2 separate regions of the Homo sapiens genome follow, and region 1 is linked to region 2. A link is a loop called in an ENCODE intact Hi-C map of the cell type or tissue named here. Cell type or tissue: dorsolateral prefrontal cortex. All regions are shown on one strand. Links, peaks and the distances in the headings refer to the core of each region. The heading gives the core; the rest is flanking DNA. Region 1 overlaps HNRNPF (heterogeneous nuclear ribonucleoprotein F). Region 2 has its middle 26 kb from the start of RASGEF1A.

Region 1 (6,226 bases), core at 497-5,496, 98 kb before region 2:
CTAATCTTGGACCAGCTGGGTCAAGTCTGTGCTGAGGATGGGGTCATGGTGGCCAACAAAACAGGCACAAGTTTCTCCCCAGTAGGCTCCTATTGTGGGTTTAAGACCCCTTTAACAACACAAGAGTGCTGTGGTTAGTGTAGAGCATGAGACTTAATTTGGATAATGAGAAGACCTTTGAGAAAGGTGGTGTATTTGAGCTTAGACCTTAAGGATTAGTGGGATTTAGGTAGACAGAAGGTTGAACAGAGTATATTTGGGGAGAGAATTAACCATGAGTGTCAACTATGTGCGTCACATCCCTGAAGGGGCAGAGAGCTTGCCACATTCCAGGAGAAAAAAGGAAGTGATGTGAGCTTAGGTAGAAGAGTGTTGCAGGCAAAAGTTGCAAGGCCTGAGGGACCCCATTGGGCCTGTGGTCCTTGTTCTGAGGTCAGTGGGAAACCACTGAGGACTTGGATGCAGGACAGTAATGAGTTTTAAAAGTACACGTGAGCCGTAGATGGGATTGCAGTAAGGCCTAGCCACTGTGCTTGGAAAACTTTTTTTTTTTTTTGAGATGGAGTTTTGCTCCTGTTGCCTAGGCTGGAGTGCAGTGACGCGACATTGGCTCACCGCAACCTCTGCCTCCCAGGTTCAAGCGATTCTCCTGCCTCAGCCTTCCTGAGTAGCTGGGATTATAGGCATGCGCCACCACGCCTGGCTAATTTTGTATTTTTAGTAGAAACGGAGTTTCTCCATGTTGGTCAGGCTGGTCTTGAACTCCTGACTTCAGGTGACCTGCCCGCCTCAGCCTCCCAAAGTGCTAGGATTACAGGCATGAGCCACTGCGCCCGGCCTATGCTTGGACTTATTTAAAAGATATATCGGTAATCTGGAATTGGCTGTTTGTACATACAGGAATTAGAATAGGAGAAATAACAATATGAGGTACAGAAAGAAAATGACAATTTGATAACTCCCATTACAAAGAAAAGAATTACTGAGTTCATAGGCTGCCATTCAACGTGTTAGGAACAGGGTAGAGCTGTGAGGCACCTTTATTGCTGAGGAAATGGAAGAGTTGAATAGGATTTAGGGATGAGGATACTGTGGAGAATGGGATCACCCAAGGGAGTTGAGTTGATTGGATTTGAGGGCTTGGGAGAAGGTCAAGGATTACTCCAGTTTCCTTCTAGAGCCTCTGGGTGCAGGTAGGGGCAGTCATGTTGCTATTGGAGTGTGACAGAAGAGAGAATGTGAGGTTTAGTTGTGGCACAGAGGAGAACCTGTGGAGTGGAGTTGTGTCTACCCGTCTAGGCTTCAGGGAGCCGAAGACTGGGGGTTTGTGTATCTCCTGACCCTGGAGATGATTATGGAGACCCTGGGAGCAGGTGAGTCCACTGAGAAGAGGACTTGGGCCCAAGCCTGATTCCCTACAGTTAATGGTTAAGGAAGGACTCAGAGACTGTCTAAGGAATTAACTGGAAAACCAACAGTAATTGCCAACAGGAGTGAAAGGGAGAGGATTTCCAGGAAAGAATGGTTAAGTAAGATGAAGATAAAAACATTTGCTCTTTTTCTTGCCATGGAGATCTGTATAGTAGGATCATGCAGTTTTTTTGTTTGTTTTTGTTTTTGAGACGAGTCTCTGTCGCCTAGGCTGGAGTGCAGTGGCACGATCTCAGCTCACTGCAACCTCTGCCTTCCAGGTCCAAGCGATTCTCCTGTCCCAGCGTCTGGAGTAGCTGGGATTACTGGCGCCCGCCACGACGCCTGGCTAATTTTTGTATTTTTAGTAGAGACGGGGTTTCACCATGTTAGCCAGGATGGTCTCGATCTCCTGACCTCATGATCCACCTGCCTCAGCCTCCCAAAGTGCTGGGATTACAGGTGTGAGGCACTGTGCCCGGCCAATTTTTCTGTATTTTTAGTAGAGACAGGGTTTCACTATGTTGGCTAGGCTGGTCTGGAACTCCTGACCTCAAATGATCTGCCTGCCTTGGCCACCCAAAGTGCTGGGATTACAGGCGTGAGCCACTGCGCTCAACCTAGGTGTCCACCACTATGCTCGGCTAATTTTTGTATTTTTGGTAGAGGCGGGATTTCACCATGTTGGTCAGGCTGGTCTTGAACTCCTGGCTCCGGTTATCCACCCTCCTTGACCTCCTAAAGTGCTGGGATTACAGGCGGTGAGCCACCACACGTGGCCTTGATCATGCAGTTTTAATGGAGGGGAGTGGAAGTGACAGTAGAGGCCTTTTGACAAGATTTTGCTGAACAAATCAACAAGTAGCTAGAGGCAAAGTTGGCACAGGGGAGGTATGACATGATTGGGTAGAACTGAGCATGTTTAATTACCAAGTAGACAGGGCTCAGTGGAGAAAGGGGAAAAGGAAAAAAAGAAGAAAGCATGGCTCCGGGGTATGTGAGGTTGGACCCAGAGCAGAGCTGTTGTTCACGATGTCCGCTGTAAGGGGCCCACTACGTGCTTACAAACTCCTGGACTCTGACTTGACTTCACAAAGTCCACTTCCAAGAGTAATGTCAACCAGCTGGAGAGGAGGTGAGAGTCTGTAAGGCTGCCCCAGACATCTGAAGGGCTTTGGACAAGCAGGGTGCTGGGGTAGGACAGTGGGCGATATTGAGGGCCCGCTTACTCTATGGCTGTTCACTCTGATTTTCTTTTTTTTTTCTTGTGTGGTGGGTTTTTTTTTGGAGTTAGTCTCGCTCCGTCACCCGGGCTGGAGTACAATGGTGCGATCTCCACTCACTGAAAACTCCGCTTCCTGGGTTCAGGTGATTCTCTTGCCTCAGCCTCCGTAGTGGCTGGGACTACAGGCGCCCACCACCACGTCCAGGTAATTTTTTTTTTTTTTTTGAGACAGAGTCTTGCACTGTCGCCCAGGCTGGAGTGCAGTGGTGCGATCTTGGCTTACTGCAACCTCTGCCTCCCAGGTTCAAGCGATGCTCCTGCCTCAGCCTCCCAAGTAGCTGGGACTACAGGTGCCCACCATCACGCCCGGCTAGTTTTTTGTATTTTTAGTCGAGACAGAGGTTTTGTCTATTGGAACTCATGATCTCAAGTGGTCCCACCCACCTCGGCCTCCCAAAGTGCTAGGATTATAGGTGGGAGCCACTGTGCCTGGCCTCACCCTGATTTCTACAGTATTTCACAACTTGGGGGCAGCATTAGCCACCAGAGAACATTTGGGAATGTCTGGAGACATTCGGTTGTCAGAACTGGAGGTGGAGGGTGCTACTGGCATCTAGTGGGCAGAGACCAGGGATGCAGCTAAACATCCTACAGTGCCTGGGCCTGCCTCCACAACACAAAGAACTGTCTGGTCCAAAATGTCAGTAGTCCTGAGGCTGAGAAATTGTAGCTTAGAGGCACCGTTTCGCCTGGCTGTGTGCAGCTGAGCCACTCAGTACATCCATGGAGTAGTCAGATATTTGTTTGGAATCTTCCAGAGCTCTGGTTTTACTGGGCGCGTACAGTTAAGAAGTTCATTGAATGAATTCCATGTATTGTGAGGAAGGAATGTAAAATGATACTTGCTCTAAGCTGGATTATGAAGAATGAGGAGAGAAAGAGGCTGTGTGGATAAGGAAGCCAAGGTCTCTACAAAGGAGGGGGATAGCAGTTGTGGTGGAGGGAGTAGGATGTGATTAGGTGGGGTTTCCTGCAGGGAATGGTGAAATCATTGGAGGTAGGAGTCCAGGAGAAAATGGTTAGTGGATTATGGCTTCATCTCCCCTACCCGGAACGATGGCTGGACCTAAGGCTAGGAACAGAACTCGAGGGAGGCCTTCAGATACTTTTCATGAGTGAGGAGCAAGACCAGGGTATGGTCAAAGACAAAAGGACAGGCGGTGCCTAGCCTGACCCAGTGTTGGGAATGGAATTGCATAAGAAGCCCCCACCTGTAATTGAGCTGTCCCAGACCCATTATCCCAAGAGACACAATACAAACTTGCCCTGACTCTCCAAGGAGGAGCTTCTGAACTGTTAGCACAGAATTCCCTCCGTGGACAGGAGAGGAAGAATCTGCTGTGACCTTGCTCTGCCAGATCAGCATGTTGCAGTGGCCATATGCAGGGGATTTAGATAAGGCCCTGGGGAGGCGGAGACCATTACTTTCTAAGGTGGAGGCTAAACCCCAGGGTTTGTTGCAGACCCAAAGCACAGTTTGAGAATTGGGGATAGGATTATTTATGCCCAATCATTTGCCGTTCAGGATTATTTTATAAAAGTTGATGGAGTTTATGTACATAGTCAATAATTTGAGGTGGGCAATGAGCAATCCAGGTTAGGCTCCCCTTGACTCTCTTCCCAGAGGCTTCCATGTTCCACTCTCATTAGCAAGGGTGACATCTTTTAGTTAGGCTGTATACTTTGAAAGCCCTTGCATTCCAAATCACAGTTCGTGAGTAAATGCCGAGTGTTTGGTCTTGGTGATGTGTTCAGGATATCACATACTGTTCTGTTTCATTTGTGCCATTATGCTTGTTATTGGGAGAGGAGACACATCTTGTTATCTTTATAATCTGGTGTAGACACAGGTAAATTTGAAAGATTTACACAATTATCCTTTTAGACGTTGTCAATTTGAAATGATGAAGCACTGTATGATAATATGTCATTATCTGCAATGGCTACATCAAACTTTAAAATTACTAATTTTCCCTGAAGCTAGTGCAGTTGAGCATTTATTTAGTATGAATTTGCTTTTCCTTTTCTTAAATTACACTTACCTTTACTTTTTGTCTGTTTTTTAAATTGTGGGGTTTTCTTATGGAGCTTTTTTCCCCACATGATGAGCCCATATTTCTTGAAAAGGCCACCAGCTATATCTATTATGCTTGATGTAAAATGACACTTTGAAACATTCGATTTCCAGCTGTGCATGGTGGCTCACGCCAGTAATTCCAGCACTTTGGGCAGCTGAGGTGGGCGGATCACCTGAGGTCAGGAGTTCAAGACCAACCTCGCCAACATGGTGAAATCCCGTATCTCCTAAAAGTATAAAAAATTAGCCGTGCGTGGCGGCTGGTGCATGTAATCCCAGCTACTCAGGAGGCTGAGACAGGAGAATTTCGTGAACCCAGGAGGCGGAGGTTGCAGTGAGCCGAGACAGCACCACTGCACTCCAGCCTGGGCGACAGTGAGACTCTTGTCTCAAAAAAAAAAAAAAAAAAAAAAATTCCATATACTCCTATGCTCTTTTTGAGCGTCACCCTTGACAGTGTTCATATAAAAATACGTCTTTGGCCCCATGATACTGCAGTGTTTTTCTTGCTTGTGACTATGTTATAGACCCTGCTGTCTAGGTCAGCTGCTCCTCTTTCTCAGAAGACTGCCTTCCAGTGTGTGGTTGGCCTTACTCTGAGTTTGGACTTCAGGTGCCATGTACCACCCTGGTGGGAAGGGCATTTCTCAGCCCTCTTGCGATTGCCCTTTCTTCCCGATGCCCTCTTCCAGATCTTCAGCACAAGGCAGCAATTCTGCTATATTTTATGTGAACCTGTGAATCATCTGATCTGGTTTCTCCATTTATTTGCAGTGCACATAACTAAGTCTGCTGGTGAATTTGTCTGCTTGTCTGTATATGTCATCAGTTTGGCCTCATACTTGACTGGTATTTAGTTTGAATTGACAATTTAGGAGCAAAATCATAACTCCATAGACAGTGGAAGCCATTGCTGTCTTGTATCCTGGCAACATTACTGCTGATGAGAACACTAGAAAATCTTACCCTATGTTGTGGTTTAAAAACAGCCTGCTATGTTCCCATCCCTTATTTTTACTCATGAAAGTAAAAGTATCCTACCATAGACAAGCAGATTTACTAAATTTACTATTTTACCAAATGTAAGGCGTATAGTTTAGGAGGAACAACTCAGGAGCTCTTATAGGTGAACTGCCACATATTATCATGACAAATATGTGGAATAAATATAACAAGGAAATGCCCTTGCTCTAAACTGACTGAAACTTACATTTCTCTGTGTTCAAGGCACCACATTCACATGCATCGTCCTGTCTTGTAAACTCCTGATTTGTTTTTCAAACTGCCTGTGACTGATAATGTAATTTTTTGAGAGACCTGGAGTTAACTCTTAGCTCTCAATTGTATTTGGTATATTTCTTAATGTCTTGCTACCTCTCTCGTCTGTAAAATGGGGAAAATTTCTGTTGCATACTAAATAAATTTTTCTTTTTTTTTTTTCCAGCCACAAAAAA
Region 2 (6,226 bases), core at 506-5,505:
CTACATGCCTTAGGCTTGTACTAGCTGGCATGGCCTCTGCCTGCATATCTAAGATGGGATCCTTGACCTCATCAAATGAGGCACCTGCAAAAGTTCATCATTCTGGAGAGATTTGAAAGATATGTAATGATATTATTTTGCACTGAAACACAGGCCTGGCGTGGTGGCTCACACCTATAATCTTAGCACTTCGGGAGGCTGAGGTGGGAGGATTGTTTGACACCAGGAGATCTAGACCAGCCTGGGCAACACAGTGAGACCCAGCTGTACACAAAATACTAGTTAGCTGGGTGTATTGATGTGCTCCTGTAGTCCTAGCTATTTGAGAGGCTGAGGGCAAGAGGATTGCTTGAGGCCAGGGTTCAAGGCTGCAGTGAGCCATGTTCATATCACTGCACTCCAGCCTGGGTAACAGAGCAAGATCCTGTCTCAAAAAAACTCCAAAAACAAAATCCCCAAAACAGAAAATAAAAAAGAAACACAGCCAGGAATGCAATGTTACTTGGTTTCTCTGGGTCTCCGGATGTATGGATTAACACCTTCCTGTGAGGGGTGAGAGGAGGCGGAGGGGTGCGGCCTGCTGGACACTGGCACAGCTCCCAGCCTCATGACCGCCCCCTCCACTGCCCGCCCCTTTCCATTCGGTGGCTCCCAGCCACTGCCCTCGGCCCGGCCATCCCTTGCCCTTCCCTGCTCTCCTCTTGAGGGACTGCTCTTTCTTACTCACTTTGCTGGCACAAGGCCCTCTTCATCCCTGAAGGGGAGATGGTGAGGGGCCCACACTTACCGCCACTCGCTGTGTCTGACACCAGCCCACTCAGGCTAAGACGTGCTGCTGTAATGAAGGGGCCCAGATCTCAGAGACTGTGACCCAGAGGACTATTTCTTACCCACATGGACCGTCTACTGCGAGTCCCCTCAGCCGGGGCCTTAGGATGCAGAAGCCACAAATGGGACCTGCAAGGCTTGTGGGAGGTGAGGAGTGAAGGGAGCCCAAAATCCGGCCCCTCAGCTCTTCCTGGGGGTGCCCAGGCCATGGCCACTCAGACCTCCTTGCCAAAGCTCATCCCATCCCCAGCCTGCTGTCAACAGGGGAGGCAGGCCCCCAATAGCCGGGAGGGATGGCAGGGACTCCCAGCAAGTGGCACCCTCCATGGCTGGCTGTCCACTCGCCTTTTAGGTCCCTCCTCAGAGCCCTGTGAGGAGGAGAGGAGCGGCTCCACAGAGCTGTGGGGCCAGGCAAGCAGCAACTCAGGGTTGCTGCAGTCCTCCGGGGGGATCTCAGGGCTGAGCCCAGCAGGGGATGAAGCCAGAGTGCCCTGGAGTCCAGCTCTACCTATAGGTACAGGGATTCGGGGTGCTCAGGGGACCACACAGAGGCTGCGGGCTTGAGAGGTCAGTGAAAGTGGCAAGGAGGGCCAAAGGAGGGGGTGGGTGACCCCAGGAGGGGGTGAGGTGTTCAGAGGAGATGAGATGTTCCCAGGAGGGGGTGGGTGACCACAGGGGGGTGAAATGTTTCCAGGAGGGGGTGAGATGACCCTAGGAGGGGGTGGGGAGACCGTGACCCCAGGAGGGGGTGGGTGACCACAGGGGGTGAGATGTCCCCAGGAGGGGGTGAGATGACCCCAGGAGGGGGTGAGAGGATCCCAGGAGGGGGTAAGGTGTCCCCAGGAGCGGATGAGATGTCCCCAGGAGGATGTGGTGTGTCCACAGGAGGAGCTGGGTGGATGCAGGAAGGGGTGGAGTCACCACAGGAGGTAGGGGGACCACAGGTCGGGTGGGTGGGGTAACCACAGGACCTCAGGTGATCTATCCATTCTCACCTCACCGGAAGCAGTTTCTCGACCCTGGGAAGTCCCCTCTGTGCTCACCCCCTGAGCCTGTCTCCAGGATCAAGAAGGAGGTGCCTATCCTGGTTGCTGGACAGACCCAGACCTCCCCATTTCTGTCTCTCCCTCTAGGATCGGGGACTTTGGGGGAGTGGGCCAGCCGTCCACATGAGGGGCAGGATCGGCTGTCCAAGCCCAGAGGCTGTTGCTCACAGGTGTTCCCTGGATCCAGAGGACTGTAGGGCATGTCCCCGAATTGGGCAGTGTTATTTCAGGAAACCTCAGTGGCACAGCCTTTTGCCAGGCATGAAGTCCAGGGTCCTCAGGCTGGACGAGGCGCATCCTGAGTCCAGATGCAGAGAAGTGAAGCCGCACTTCACAGTTTTTTTCTGGAGTTTCTTAGTCATGGAGCCGTGGTGCTCGGGGGCTCTCAGATACCCTAGAGTACAGCATGATCTTTTCATAGATGGGGCTGCTCTGGTCCAGGGAGGGGAAGGCCCAGAGCAAGACCCTGGGGGGTCTCAGCTGTGGCAAGCCTTTTGCTCCTGGTCACCCTGCGATTCACAGGGGTTGACACACGCAACCTCAAGCCCTCCAGAAATGCCCTCTTGGTCATGTAGTGTAGACAGGGCACTATTCAGAACCACAGTCTCGACTTCAAGTCCTGTCTTTGCCGTTTATGGCTGTGTGCCCTGGGGAATTGATTTAACCTCTCGGAGCATCTAAAATTGGGTTGCAGCTGCCCCATCACATCGAAGGGTGACTAGAAGACTGGACTGCCCTTTTCTGTTATCACTGGGTGTGTGGAGTTGATGGGAGAGAAGCAGTGCCTTTCATCTGTTCTGAAGCTGTGTTCACTCTCAGCACTTCAGAGTCAGGAGCTGGGCGGGCGGCAGGTGATTCTGCACACTTTCACCTGGAACCTGACTGGACGACCCCAGCCCTCAGTGTTTCCAACAAACCACTGAAGGACCACGAGGAAGAAGCCAGCGTCTGGGATGGTGTCCAGAACATTCTGCTGACACCTGCTGGTATGATCAAGGAAGCACCAGCTTCGACCTCGCAGAAGGGCACAGAATGGAATCTGGAGAAAGACAGCAGACGTTCTATCAGAAGTGCCATGCCACCCAGTCCTGCTGGCAAAGTGGACAGCATGGTGTGCAAAACCTGGGCATTACTGTCTCAGAATCAGAAAGGGACTCCGGCGCCTCCCTCTTGCTCAGTCTCTCTCTCCCTGCTCCCCCCCACCCCGTGATATTATTAAGGAAGAGAAACATGTTTTTAGGGACAGAAGAGGGCAGCTCTTTCTTCTGCCCTAGGGACAAGTTACTCCCAATGATTGGCAGAGCATTTGAGTCCTCGCCTCTTCCTTATGTCTCCCTGGGATTCTGTGACCTGAGAAGACAGCACAGGAATCCGTTGTATGCACAATACACACACCTGTTCTGTCAATTAAAGCAGGGAGATCATTCAAATGCAGTAGCAGTCCTCGTGAGGCCACCTGCTCTCCGCTACCAAGCCTGGGGCCCTCCCTGGAGATGACAGGGCAACCCTCCAGTGTACGTCCCTCCTGAGGGCTTCTGCTTAATTCACTTTTGTGTAATTTGAGCTTCATCTGTGAGTTAACACAAATGGATGACATGAAAAGTGTCCCATGGATTCAAGCTTCTGTGACATGCTTTTTCCACTTAGCAATGTAATCCATATTAATGCATATAGGACGACCTCATTTCTAAACTGCCGAATAGGGATCATTTATTTACACTTTTCCATGTTGCTAGACACTGGGGACATTAGTAGCTATGGACGAATTGCCCTCCAGAAATGCTGCACCTATTTACACCCCACCAATCCTAAACATTTTCATAATTCACAGTTTTTGCCAAACTGACGAGTGAAAAATGTGTCTTGTGTCTTGAGATTACGCATGTTTTCATGGATCCCAGTTGCCTGTGCTTCCTCTTCTTTGATTTGCTTGTTTATGTCCTCTCCCTACTTAGTTGTTGAATTTTCCTTAATCGTGTATCAGGGATTGTTTTTCCTGGTATAGCTGTGGCCAATGTTTCCTCTACACTGTAACTTGCCTTTTAGGTTTGCAATTAGTGTCTTTGTATGTTTGTTTTTGAGACAGGGACTCTCTCTGTCATCCAGGCTGGAGTGCAGTGGTGCCATCATAGTTCGCTGCTGCCTCAACCTCCTGGGCTCAATCTATCTTCTCACCTTAGCCTCCTGAGTAGCTGGGACTATAGTCACATGCCACTATGCCCAGCTATTTTTTGCTAGTTTTTGTAGAGATGGTATATTGCCCAGGCTGATCTTGAACTCCTGGACTCAAACAATCTGCCTGCCTCAACTTCCCTAAATGCTGGGATTACAGGTGTGAGCTATCCTGCTTTGCCTAGTGTCTTTTATTCTATAGAACATTTTTGTTTTAAATTTGATGTGGTCAAATGTATTAATCTTTCATTTGTAGCTTTTATAATTCATGTCTTAAGAATGACTTTTCTGCTGGCCAGGTGTGGTGGTTCACGCCTGTAATTCCAGCAGTTTGGGAAACCAAGGTGGGTGGATCACTTGAGGTCAGGAGTTCGAGACCAGCCTGGCCAACGTAGTGAAACCCTGTCTCTACTAAAAATGCAAAAATTAGCCGGGGGTGGTGGCATACACCTGTAGTCCCAGCTACTCGAGAGGCTGAGGCAGGAGAATCGCTTGCACCCGGGAGCGGGAGGTTTCAGTGAGCTGAGATTGCGCCACTGGACTCCAGCTTGGGCGACAGAGCAAGACTCCATCTCAAAAAAGAAATGACTTTTCTACCTCAATATATATCCTTTTATATTTTCTTCACTTATATTTTTGCATATTTTCTTTAAGTTTTATAATTTTCTTTTTTTATGAGTTGAAGGTTTTATAATTTTCTTACAATGGTTTAGATTAATACATCATCTGGATTGTTTGAGTGTTGTGAGATAGCTCTCTATCTTATGTTACAAATATAGTGAGTCAACCCAGAACCATTTTTTGAATAGCCTATATTTTCACATTCTTTTAGTTTATAGGAAGTTACTAAATGCATGGGCCTATTTCAGGACACTGTTCTTTTTTAAAGTGAGTATTTTATATATTTATTCTTTTTTAAAATGTTATTTATTATTATTTTTTTAAATTTTTTTAGAGGTGGTCTCACTCTGTTGCCCAGGCTGGAGTGTGGTGGCGTGATCATAGCTTACTGTAGCCTCAAAATCCTGGGCTCAAACGATCCACCTGTCTCAGCCTCCTGAGTAGCTCAGACTACAGGTGTGCACACCACCACACCTAGATGATTTCTATTATTGTTATTATTTTAGGCTGAGATGGGGTCTTCCAATGTTGTCCAGGCTGGCTATATGTTTATTTTTATATATTGTTTCAATTAAAATCATTTATTGCATATTTTGTGTATCACAGAGAATCTCTGCTGCATTCTTCTCTTTTTCACACTTGTCTTTTTTTGTACATTTTCTATTTCTAATTGGCTTGTCAGTTTTATAGCGGAAATCCTGTTTGATTGTAATTGATGCCAAATTTAAATTCTACACTAATTTAGGGGAAAACTGACATTTGTACCATGTTCAATCTTCCATTGAGGAACACAGTATATCTCTATTCGTGCAATACATGCTACACTTTATAGTCTTCTCCACATTGGTACTGCTCATTTTTTGTTGGGCTTCCCCTCTATGTGCTGTAACAGTGTTGCTATCATGAATGACATTTTTCTTTTCTATGTTATAATTCATCATTGCTGATAGCTAGGAGGGCTTTGTGTAGATCTTGCCACATAGTTGAATTTGTCCTAATTATTCTTATAGTTTGTTAGTTCAATTTTCTAGACAGTGTAGAAAGTCACATTGCCTGAAAAAATGACACTGCATTTTACGATAAACCTTGTGTTCTCTTGTTCATTTCCTTCCCTGTAGTTCTTAAGTCTACTGGGGTTTTCTCACTCATTTTGATAATTTGTATTTTTTCCATACATTTTTCCATGATGCCTATGATTTCAAAGCTTTCCTCATACATATTGGGCCACGAAGACTAATTTCCTTCACCCACTTCATCTTTCCCCACATCATCTGTCTGTGTTTTCTCTCTTCTCCTGACCGTCTGCCCAAGTTGCACTACCCAGGTTGGGAACGCTCATGCAAACCCCTGAGCCTCACCTGCTTCCATCGAAACTCACAGCATCACTCCATTCTGAGGGTGAGTTTTTTTCCTATTGAATTTCTAATTTTCCCATTTATTTCTATTTCATGACTTTCTACTTTTTTCTCTGTTTTTTCATTTTTGTTTTTTTGTTTGTTTGTTTGTTTGTTTGTTTGTTTTTTGAGGTAGGGTCTTGGTCTGTTGCCCAAGCTGAAGTG

What was found. Peaks named below come from ENCODE experiments on the same cell type or tissue, not always from the same donor. Only the 100,000 strongest peaks of a DNase experiment are listed, where the experiment ranks them.
Region 1: it touches region 2 in a loop (7-fold over the local background); 5 of 110 quality-filtered maps call a loop at or near these places.

Annotation. Positions count from the first base shown.
Region 1 is chr10:43,387,927-43,394,152 of GRCh38, reverse strand. HNRNPF (heterogeneous nuclear ribonucleoprotein F) reads left to right here. Exons shown (of 4, transcript NM_001098204.2): 4 at 6,217-6,226. Among named protein-coding and RNA genes, the nearest start is that of HNRNPF, 18 kb to the left of the region's middle. In dorsolateral prefrontal cortex, for the core only: CTCF peaks have their summits at 3,036 and 3,240 (motif pointing left); a DNase peak (open chromatin) is centred at 3,242; H3K27ac peaks cover 3,267 bases.
Region 2 is chr10:43,290,036-43,296,261 of GRCh38, reverse strand. No RefSeq gene overlaps it. Among named protein-coding and RNA genes, the nearest start is that of RASGEF1A, 26 kb to the right of the region's middle. RefSeq lists enhancers at 1,564-2,063, 2,064-2,565. In dorsolateral prefrontal cortex, for the core only: a CTCF peak has its summit at 2,864 (motif pointing left); a DNase peak (open chromatin) is centred at 2,871.